2 separate regions of the Homo sapiens genome follow, and region 2 is linked to region 1. The links are chromatin contacts, found by Hi-C in ENCODE. All regions are on one chromosome and are shown on one strand. The core of a region is the stretch at or near the end of the contact, and the rest is flanking DNA. Distances in the headings are between cores, read along the strand shown.

Region 1 (5,763 bases), core at 2,358-4,857:
CACCGAATGAGAGAAAATATTTGAAAATCATGTATCTGATAAAATCTAATATCTATAATTTACAGATAACTCCTTTAACTCAACAATAACAAAAACATGATTCAAAAATGGGTAAAGGACTTGAAAAGACATTTTTCCAGAGAAAATACACTAACGTCCAATAAGCACAGGAAAATACAGTCAACATCACTAATCATTAGGGAAATACAAATCAAAAGTACAATGAGGGACCACCTTATACCCATTAAGATAGTTACTATCGAAAAAAAAATAAGTCTTGGCAAGGATGTGGAGAAACTGGAACCCTTATGTATTGTTAATGTGAATGTAATACGTATGGTACAGCCTCTGCGGAAACAATATGGAGCTTCCTAAAAAAAAATTAAAAACAGAATTACCATGTGATCTAGCAATTCCACTTTCAGGTATATACCCTCAAGAATTCAAAGCAGGGTCTGGAAAAGATATTTGTTCACCCATGTTCATAGCAGCATTATTCACAACAGCTAAAACATGGAAGCAACCCAGGTGTCCAATAACAGATGAATGGATAAGCAAAATGTGGCTGACACATATAAGGGAATGTTATGTGACCTTAAAAAGAAGAGAAATTCTGGCATATGCTACAACAAAGATGAACCTTGAGGACATTATGCCAAGTTAAATAAGCCAGTCAAAAAAAGTCAAATACTGGATAAGCCCATTTATATGAGGTTTTGGTTCTTTACCACTTTCCAGTAATATGAATACAAACACTTCCGGTTTCCAAAACTGGAAACAAAAGGTAGAATGGTGATTGCTAGGACCTAGGAATGGGGAAGGGGAATTATTGTTTAATAGGTATAGAGTTTCAGTTTTACAAGATAAAAAGAGTAATGAAGATAGATGGTGTTGATGGTGGCACAACATTATCAATGTAATTAATACCATTGAACTGTACACTTAGAATGGTTAAGATGGTAAATTTTATGTTACGTATATTTTACTACAATTTAAAAATTGGAAGAAACAATTCTGTGATCCCATAAAAATAAAATGAGGGAAAAAACTCTGAAAAACAAATTAATAAATAAAAGAAGAGATGATGGCGTGCGTGTGTGTGTATTTAACATCTGTCCTTTCCATCTCTTTTTTCCCTATATTCATGACTTCCACAAATCACTACTCCATATAGAGTCTCTCCAAGCTTGGCTTACTTGCTAAAATCTGGTTCCTTCATTCAAATAGCTTATGAATCCTATGCAATCTATTCTTGAAAAATACACGAACTGCTGACTAAATGGTTAAACTCCCTAAAGCTGTTGCCTAAACTCCAAACCACAAATATTTTTATCTTATATTGCTATAAAGTACTTGCACCAGCACAGTGGCTCACACCTATGATTCCTGAACCTTGGGAGGCTGTGGAAGGAGGATCGCTTGAGCTCAGGACTTCAAGACCAGCCTGGGCAGCACAGTCAGACAAAAAAATTAAAAGAAATAACCACACGTGATGGCGTGTGCCTGTGGTCCCAGGTACTCTGAAGGCTGAGGTGGGAGGGAGAATTGCTTGAACCTAGGAGGTCAAGGCTACAGTGAGTCTTGTTCGCACCACTGCACTCCAGCCTGGGCAACAGAATAAAAATCTGTCTCAAAAAAATACTTGCCCCAAATATGATATAAATTTATTCAAGTCAGCCAAAAATGTTTTAGTTTATTAGAGAGCTAAGTCAAGAAATTTGTCAGAAAAACAAAACAATGAGAGCAAAACGAAAAAGAAATAGTGAACATAAATTTCCAGAAATAGATGTATTTCATTTAAATTGTTTAAAAAATTATTTAAGTAAAATAATTCAAGAAAAAGAAACAGAAATTAAATGCATAATTCTTAGACTTTAGTATTAATGATTTTGATGCATTATCATGGGTCAGTCAATGGAATAGTGCCAGTTTCCAAATCTGAATCAAAATGAGGAAAAAATTAGTTGTACATTAGCAGTTGGTTAAATAATAAACCATAAAGTTACAAATCTGAATGACTAATTTCAACACACTGTGATTAAAGATTTGGTAATTCAATGTTTTTATATTGTAAAATGAGGAAGATATCTTTTAACCTAGCAACAGTAAACACACAAAACATTCCCCATTAAAGTGACCATATGTAATAAATTATGATCAATGTTTTGGCTTATCTAGAAGTTACTATAATATTTTGTGGATGGAAGTAATTGATCCAAGGGCCCCAAGTAATATTAGTTAATTTGCTGTAACTTATTATTAAATGAAGTTACGCTGCACCCTAATTCCTGATGTACAGAAACTGATAATATTTGTTGTTTTAAGCTGGGGTAAATTTGGGGGTAATTTGTTACCCAGCAATAGACAACTAATGAAGTACCTCATCAGACATATTGTCAGGTTAATTGGCTAAAGATGAATTTCTGACCCAATATGAAAAAAATAATAAAACTTATGCATTCTTTATTCTGAAACCTACTCTGTTTCACATATCATTTTCGTGAAGGGTAGAGTTGAGAAGTGTGTAGAGCTCCTACCTCAGAAATACATTACTTCAAACATTAAAAGAAGGAAGAGGAAAGCTGAAATAGAAAACATAAATTGTCTTCACTTTACCGTAATAAAAATCATGATATATTCATTTGTGGATATACACCTAGGAGCCTTGAAAATGAATATTTTACTTGTAAAACAAGTAGAATCAATTATTTTATTAGTAAATTCATACAGAACCTAAAAATAAAACTAAAAAAATTAAATGACTGAGGATTGGGATCCATTTATGTGATTTTGCCAAATAAATATTGAGAACCTTCTACGTAAGAGATTAGAACCCAGTCGCTGAGAAACAAATAAAAGACAAGTTTGACAAGTTTTATAACCCAAGTTTGACTACTGTAGCAGCTAGCAATCCATCGTGATCTTAACTATACTTGTGTTTGCATTCATATTACTGGAAAGTGGTAAAGAACCAAAAACTGTCTAGGAACCAAAATAACACTCGACCCGAAAACCAACACTTGGACCTGAAGAAAGTAACCCTTGTCATTTCTCAGGTTTATTTCACAATGACGCTGGGTTACTACTTGGAGTCCTAAACCGAACTACACCCCAATGGCCTAGAAACAGAAGGAACACACCCAGTTCCGCCTCCTGACAGTGATTCCTCACTTTAATGAGCCACCACTACTGTCACTCAAGATGCTTCGCACTGTCATTGGTCGCAAACTCTTGCTGGTCGGCCAGTTTCGGCCAACTGGCAAGCACTGGTTGTCTTTATTTTCGAGAAAAGTGAAGGTGAACAGGGAAAAGAGACAAGAGATCTAAAATATCTAGGTTGACTCCTGTACCTGAGCGACCTGCGATCTCCACCGCCGCCGCGACGAATTGGCCTCTGGGCGGGGACTTTTAGCCAAAAGGAAAATGGCTCAGCCGGGAACTGGTGCCCAGGCCATGGAGAAGCTGATTCAAACTTTACTTGTCCACACCGGTAGAGGTGACCGCGATGAGAATACCAGAAACAGCACTACGACCCTCAGAACTCAGGGTACCTCCAGCTGCAGGGGCCAGAACTGCCGACTATCCCAATTTTGACGTTTCCTATTGTTGCCGGAAGTGACGTTAGGCTCCGACTCTTAACGGAGACGCATTTTTATTTCTGTTGTTTACGATTCGCTATAGATTCCTTGTTTCTCACTTCGTAGCACGAGCCACTCTGACCATCAAGATCAGAAAAACTTCTCAGCTGCAAGTTAGAAGTGGACTGGCCATTGAGGAGGCTCTCAGCGGAGTCGCTCTTCACAGGAGTCTTGAACGCGGTGTGGAATCGGCAGCGAGGAATCCTGGAGCACAGAGAAGCTCCCAGCTTTGAAGGTCTTGCGGTGGTGCGTGGCGGGCAGGAACCCACAATTCCAAATACAAACGGTCGGCGCGAGAAGCGCTTCTGGGCGCAGGCGCCTGGCTGTAGCGACTGGTTGCGGGAGGCTGGACTCTGGTGACTGTGTATGGTTGCATATGCTCCGTTTTCCTCTCCCTGTCGTGCTGGGCCTTTGAAACCGGCTTCTTTGCTGGTGGCTGCTTGGTGAGCCCCGAGGAGACGGCAAGGCTGCGCCTGGTATTGGGCGGAGGTCGCCTCTCTCCGCCGTCCTTACAGAGACCCCGGGCGGAGACGAATGACCAGATCCGCCTTTTCATTCTTTTAAATCAAATGGCGGGAGGGGAGCCTTGCTTATATACCCAACTAGTATATGCTTTTAGTCACAACGAAGTGGGAAGTATCGTGGTAGCTCATCCTATCAGAATTAGGTTGTGACTTAGGGTTGGAAAGTTATAGGCTTACTGATTCCTATTGGATCCTCTGGGGTGAGGATACAAACGGCTCCTGACTATAAGGAAGACAGGACAGCAGTTCGTGTTTTCCTTGTTGGCATTTCCCCAGCTTTTCAAATATTTCTCCACCTTTATTGAAGGCTACAGATTTTTCCCTCACTGTAACAAGTTAATCTTGAAGTTGTTATTCTCTTTTACTCTGGAATTATGGCCATGCTAGACTGTTTTTTTCCCGAATTATCTGCAGACCTTTTAATTTTATGTGTGAACACAGCAGTCCCGTTGAACTCTTTACTTGTCCCTTACTCCTCCCCACTCCCGCCCAGCTTTCTCGATGCTTTGCCTTTCTCAGACCTTTCTCCTATCTCTTAGAGAAGTATTTCCCTAATATCTTTTGCAGTTTCATAAACTGTTTTTCTCATCTTTACTTTTTTGTTTTTGATACGTGTTTTTAGATAATATCGAGCATTATGTGCTATGTCACAAACTCTTAGCCATTGACTGTTATTAGAGTCAGTGTAGTTGCTTCATTCTAAACAAAAATCACTCTGGTCCAGTGACATTCTATTGGGAGGCATTGTTTTAATGACCTCTAACAGCAATGAGATTGAGCGATGTTGAAAATCCTAAACTGCTAGAGTACACTATTTTCACAACCTCTCCCACAAGTTCAATTGCGCAGATCTGACTTGTAGACAAGGAAGGAAGCTAGAAAGGAATATTGAGAGCTTCTTTATTATTGAATCTATGCTGCAAGCTGAGTGGTATCTCCTTTTTTCCTTAGTTTGCCTTTGATCAGTGCTATAAGTTGAAAATGTTAAATTTTTAAAAGTATTTTTCATTAATGAAAGTAAGGTGTTAAAATGTACATAAGTAATAGATTGGCTTCTTTTAATGTCTTGTTTTTAAGGCTTTTGAATTTTATAGTAGACTTAGTAAAGCCCTTTGTGAGAATGTAGAGCAGTAGCTGTAATTTTATTCTGTGATAATCCCAATTTTAAATCCCTTTATTTTTCTGTCTCCTATCACTTACCTCGTTCACGAGCTCTGCTTGTATTACTCTTCAAAATATTTATTCACTGGTACTGAAGAGAGACATAACTTTGTTGTCAGAAATTCCATTATCAGAGGTAGAAATCATGTAAGAGACACTGAAATGTTTTCCAAAATGTCAGAAAAAGGAAAGGTGAGAAGATATCATAAAGTGTTACGTAAAACAGAATTACTTGCACTGGGAAAATGGAATATACATCTGGAAGGACTAAAGGAAGTCTGGAAAGACATAGAATTTACATTAAAGTTACTGGGAAGAAGGTATCCCTAGAAGAATTGTGTTACGATAGATGGGTCTGGAACCCGAAAGAAGCTCAGACCTACTATATTGGCCAGTGGCAAAATCCAAGAATACATTTTTTGCGGTTAAAGCCAGAGTAG
Region 2 (5,848 bases), core at 1,905-4,404, 3.0 Mb after region 1:
CGGTGGTTCATGCCTGTAATCCCACCCAGCACTTTGGGAGGTTGAGGTGGGCGGATCACCTAAGGTCAAAAGTTTGAGACAAGCCTAGCCAACATGGCAAAACCTGGTCTCTACTAAAAATACAAAAATTAGCTGGGGGTGGTGTTGGGTGCCTGTAATCCCAGCTACTCGGGAGGCTGAGGCAGGAGAATTGCTTGAACCCAGGAGGTGGGGGTTACAGTGAGCTGAGATCACGCCACTGCACTCCAGCCTGGGAGACAGAGCTAGACTCTGTCTTGGAAAAAAGAAAAGGTGAGAATAATAGCATGAGCCAAAAAACAAAAGGTACAAAATATATTCTGGGAATAAGTACAATTTATCTTAATTTCGTAGAGTATTCATAGTTTTCAAAGTGCTTTCACATAAGCTATGTTGTGTATGGAAATTAGAGCAATCATATGCAGGTGTATAGAAAAAGTATTATTTATTGTCCATATGAAGAAAGTGAGTTTTGGAAAAGATAAATGACATATATATATATGGTTATCAAATAGCACAATTTAATAGATTTAGCAAATTTACTGAAATTAGTAAATTGGACTTAAGAAGAAATTGTGAAGGTTCCTCTGGTAAGAGTGCACAAGAGAAAATTCAAGGAGGATAGCAGTTAGCAGGATCCTGACATAGTCCAGCTGAAATGTAGCAAGGGTCTGCACTAGGGTAGGCTTGCTTGCAATGTTGTGGGCTCTTTTTACAGACAATGTAGATACACAGCGTATGCGAGTTTGCTTTTGATTGGACGTAAGAAGCAAGATCAAAGAGATATACCAAAGGACTCAGAGGCTAGTCACATATAAACAAAATCTGGGCCAGGTGCAGTGGCTCATGCCTGTAATCCCAGCACTTTGGGAGGCAAGGCGGGTGGATCCCTTGAAGTCAGGAGTTCAAAACCAGTCTGGCCAACATGGTGAAACCCCGTCTTTACTAAAAATACAAAAATTAGCCAGGCGTGGTGGTAGGTGCCTGTAATCCCAGCTACATCGGAGGCTGAGGCAAGAGAATTGCTTGAACCCAGGAGGTGGAGGTTGCAGTGAGCCAAGGTCAGGCCACTGCACTCCAGCCAACAAAACAAAACAAAATCTGACTCCGCCTTTCAGTCACGCCAGTGAAATCTCTTAATGCCTTCAGTGTCAGTCCCCAACTCTTACTAATTAAAGATCGTATTTGACCCAAATGTGCACAGTACACAACACCTTAAAGAGAAATGAGGTGAATCAGATAAATGAACAGGTTGATATTTTTTAAATTTGTCCACAAGCTCTTTGATATCCCTCCTTTCAAATCACAGCTTAATTCCCCTCCCCTTGTGAATGCACTGTATTTAATGACTGGCTTCTAATGAATGGAATAAGAAGTAAGTTACCATAGTAAACTAAGTAATAAAGGGTGACTAAGTAATAAAGGGCATTGCAGCTTTCTCCTTGACTTCTCTCTTGGATCACACTCTCAGCTGCCATGTCATTAGAAGAGCCGAGCTGCACTATAGAGACACAAGAGGTGAGAAACTGAGGCCTCCTGCCAACAGCCATGCAAGTGACTCATCTCGGAAGTGGATCTTTTAGCTACAAAAAGCCTTTGGGGCACTTTAGCCTTGGCTAATATTTTAACTGTAACCTCTTGAGAAATGCTGAGCCAGGATGACTCTGGCTAGCTAGACTATTGCCAAATTCCTGACCCACAGAAACTTTGAAATAACAAATGGGATAATTGATGAGGTAACAATAAATAACTAGTACAACGCTGAAAGAGGAGAAGGTATATAGGACTTTTCTCCATCAAAGGACAGAGATTATTGAATTGAACAAGGGAGTAAAGTACAAATAGTCCTGAAATTGATCCAGCCAACTTTTGATCACTAATCTCTCCCTGCAAAGGAAAGATTTAATACTTTTCAAAATTTCAATCAAGTCTTCAGTATATTCAAATTCAACTCTCTAGTATACAGATGCTCCTCAACTTACGATGGGGTTATGTCCTGATAAACCCGTTGTAAACTGAAAATACAGTAAGTCGAAAATGCCTTTAATATATCTAACCTACCAAACATCATAGCTTCACGAGGCCCTCCTTAAATGTGTTCAGAACACTTACATTAGCCTACAGTTGGGAAAAATCACCTAACACAAAGCATATTTTATAATAAAGTGTTGAATAATTTATTGACTACTGTACTGAAAATGAAAAACAGAATGGCTATATGAGTACTCAAAGTACAGTTTCTACTGTGTGTCACTTTTGCACCATCATACAGTCAAAACACTGTTACGCTGGGGCATCCTAAGTCAGCAACCACCTGTGTATATGCTCTTGTGGTTTAACGGCAGCACAGTGCTATGCTTATGAAATCACTTAGAAATTGACATTCTGTTTTAATGTGTAGTATTTCAGTTTTCAAAAAAGAATACACTTTATAATTTACAAAACTATATGGAGTCATAAACTTCATAGATTTATATGTATGCATGCATCTTTGGTTAGGGTTGTGGGTAAATTTGAAAAGCTACGCATTACCCTCAAATTTATATAAACCTCTACGTTTAACAAAGCAATTTCATATAGCTTTCATCTTGGGGCGTCCCCTTACAAAATGGATGCATGCACTTAGGTAGGGCTCACTTAACTATCTAATAATGGAGTTTTTAAATATAGACACTAGAATATATTCTGCTGTTTGTTCCAAAAACCCTCTTCTTCGTTTCTCTTATCCCACCCACGTCCGAATATAGCATGCCAAAAACAGAGCCAAAAACAAGATTGTCTGTGACATATCTGTCCTGTCACAGACAAGGACAGATTAAGAGGACCAGATCAGAAAATGTGTGTATACTAAGTAGCTCAAAGACAAGGGCAAAACTTTAACGCAAAGAAAATACATTCAGAGCTTTCCAAGTCCCAATTTCTTCTGCTTTTACAGTTCAGCCTAGTTAGTTGTCCTCCACGCCCCCCGCCCCACGCGCGTTTGCGTTTTCTTAATAAACCCACAGCAAGACCTAGGGCGGGGGTGAACCACAGCGCATGCGCCGTAGGGAGCGACCTCAACAGCTAGGGTGCTGTTTGGGCGGGGCCTGGGCGGGGCCAGACGCGCGCGAGATTTGAATTTCCTCTGCGTGCGGTCAGTGCCCGCGCAGCGTTGAGTTGCACAGCGGTATTCTCACCAGGCCCTGCAATCGGTGGGCCACAGTGCCGGCCACAGAGATGGTGGAAGGACCAGGCTGTACTCTGAATGGAGAGAAGATTCGCGCGCGGGTGCTCCCGGGCCAGGCGGTGACCGGCGTGCGGGGAAGCGCTCTGCGGAGTCTGCAGGGCCGCGCCTTGCGGCTCGCAGCCTCCACGGTTGTGGTCTCCCCGCAGGTGAGCTACTCCTGTAACAGGCCATGCAGTCAGCAGGGGGGAAATGGAATAAAGACCCCATCAGGGTTCCAGGATTTAAAGTGTCATCTCTTTGCTCTGGCCCAGGTTTCCTGGGGTCCCACCTTTCACAGAGTTTATCGTCACTTTACTGTAGGGAGAAGTCGGTCCTAGCGCGCCTGCGCAGGAGAGGAGGGCTAGCGTTCTGGGCTCACGCTGCCGGAGCAAGATGCCCTAGGGGAATCCAGTGAAGGTGTTTTATCCGAGTCACCTTACTTAACTTCTTTATGATACACACATGGTTTCCCATGTCTACAGCTGCATTTTTTACTATTGATATTATCAAATCTCTGCTACCTCTGATATGTTTTCTTCGTCCCATTTTAAGCTTTTAGCATAAAATTCTACTTTCTTGCTTGGCTAATCTGCAATTGGTAAGTATATCACAACTAGTATATAATTCTAAAACTACACGTAGAAAATTTAGCACTAACTTCTCACTCAACTTCATATTGCCATCTAATTAAGGGGCAATGAAACCCAGTTCTGGTTCCCTTAAGTGAATTTATTTCTTTTTAAAGTAAACTAGCACAGCTTCTTGCCACTCAGGCATTCATTGCAGACGATGTGGTATTCATTTGGCCAGAACTTGTACTAAAAATATTCTGATTAAGGCATCATGTTTTAAAAGCCCTCTAGATGTATGGATGATTGTATTTCATGCCTACATGCAATATTGCACTGTATTTCAATTTCTTCTGCAAAGCTTCTTATAGCCTTTGGTCCTGGAAGAAAAAGTTGCCTGCTATGAAATTAGCATATGCTTACAACTTGAAAGAAATGAGGTTCTAAGTCTAAGAAAATATATTTTCAAACTTGGGAAAAAATAAGTTTTACATCTCCTTCCAATTGCCCTTTTGTTTATTTTGACTTGATATGCCAGTAAGTACTCTGTACCTATTTTTTTTTATTATTGTTATAGTGTTTCTAAAATCGTTTCAGGGTACCACAGAGATGGATTTTAGATGGTTTCTTAAGAATATTAATATTTATGAAAATTACTCATTCAATAAAATTTTGAATACTCAAGACACCTGGGGAGCAAAAACAAATACTTCCTCTTTTGGAGCCTATACTTCAGTTGGGAAGACACAAAGACATTCATTAAATAATCACCTAAAGAAATATAAATTAATAAGTTCTGTGAAGGAGAGATACACGATTCTTTAAGGACTTGTAGGAAGACCTGGGAAGGCTTCCCCAGGGAAGTAGCAAAGCTGAGGTGTGGGCCGGGTGCAGTGGCTCATGCCTGTAATCCCAGCACTTTGGGATGCTGAGGTGGGCAGATCGCCTGAGGTTGGGAGTTCAACACCAGCCTGACCAATATGGAGAAATTCCATCCCTACAAAAATAAAAAATTAGTCAGGCATGCTGGTGCATGCCTGTAATCCCAGCTACTCAGGAGGCTGAGGCAGGAGAATCGCTTGAATCCAGGAGGTGGAGGTTGCAGTGAGCTGAGGTCGCGTTATTGCACCCCAGCCTGGGCAACAAGAGCGAAACTCTGTCTCAAAAAAAAAAAAAAAAAAAAAGCTGAGGTGTGCAGGGTGAGTAGAAGCCATGCAGCTCAGGGATTGGAACAGGAAAAAGACTGAAAGAAAGCCAGAGTAGACACTGCCCTCTCATTTAGGAGTCGACTGCAGAAATCCAGGTGACAAATTTGGGGTCAAGTGCTGGTGGTGGAGATGAAGACAAGAGAATCACTATGATGGGAGGGCTAAGCAATGGATATGACATGAATATACTTAGGGATATCATCATTTACATCATTCAACCACAACGTATTTTGTGTTAGGTTTTATGCTAGCTCCTGCGGATACGAAGATGAGTAGGATATGCTTTCTGCTGTGAGAGTCCAACCTAATGTTTTAAATAAATATCACCTCATTGGTATTTAGGAAAAATAGCTTAAACATTTCCTTTTAAGTTTTGTTGTGATTATCTCTGATGGTATGGCATGAGATGCTTTTACATTTCATTCAGTCATGAAAAAGGATAACCCTATGATAAAGGATTAACCTGATTCTACAGATGAGGCATATGAGGCTCAGAGTGACTTTAAGTAAATTTGCCCAAGATCACATGTCTAGTAAGGGGCTAAACCAGGGTTTGATTTTTCTTTAAAACTCCAAAGCCTACCCTCTTAACCATGCCATAGCTCCTCTCAGCCATAAAAGATTCAGTAGGATCTTTATTGCTTTTTTAGCATACAACGGTAAGAACACCATAATGCTCAGTATATAGTAGTGGTTATTTATTAAATAGAAAAGTGCAATCTTGGATTTTTGGCTGTGTCTACCACCATTTTTAGTTTTGTTCGGTTGAGTCAATTCTCTTATATCTATTCTGATAATTCTCTTCTAACAGCTTCTATGGCCATGTTTGGATTGCACAAAAGAGTGCA

The links. Hi-C counts contacts between places; a loop is a spot of excess contacts on that map. Pooled maps may share reads with other maps.
Region 2: a loop to region 1 is called in a map of naive thymus-derived CD4-positive, alpha-beta T cell, with 9 times the contacts of the local background. The contact joins the promoter of NEIL3 here to the promoter of FBXO8 in region 1. A Hi-C loop is called at or near these places in 2 of 168 maps with a recorded cell type or tissue (both naive thymus-derived CD4-positive, alpha-beta T cell) and 9 of 50 pooled maps.

What each region holds. Positions count from the first base shown.
Region 1 is chr4:174,280,060-174,285,822 of GRCh38, forward strand. It overlaps FBXO8 (F-box protein 8), which reads right to left and starts at 3,608. Exons shown (of 6, transcript NM_012180.3): 1 at 3,351-3,608. It overlaps CEP44 (centrosomal protein 44), which reads left to right and starts at 3,852. Exons shown (of 12, transcript NM_001040157.3): 1 at 3,852-3,884. RefSeq lists an enhancer at 3,803-4,052 and a silencer at 3,817-4,084.
Region 2 is chr4:177,306,720-177,312,567 of GRCh38, forward strand. It overlaps NEIL3 (nei like DNA glycosylase 3), which reads left to right and starts at 3,155. Exons shown (of 10, transcript NM_018248.3): 1 at 3,155-3,390. The coding sequence starts at 3,235. RefSeq lists a silencer at 3,036-3,155 and an enhancer at 3,236-3,325.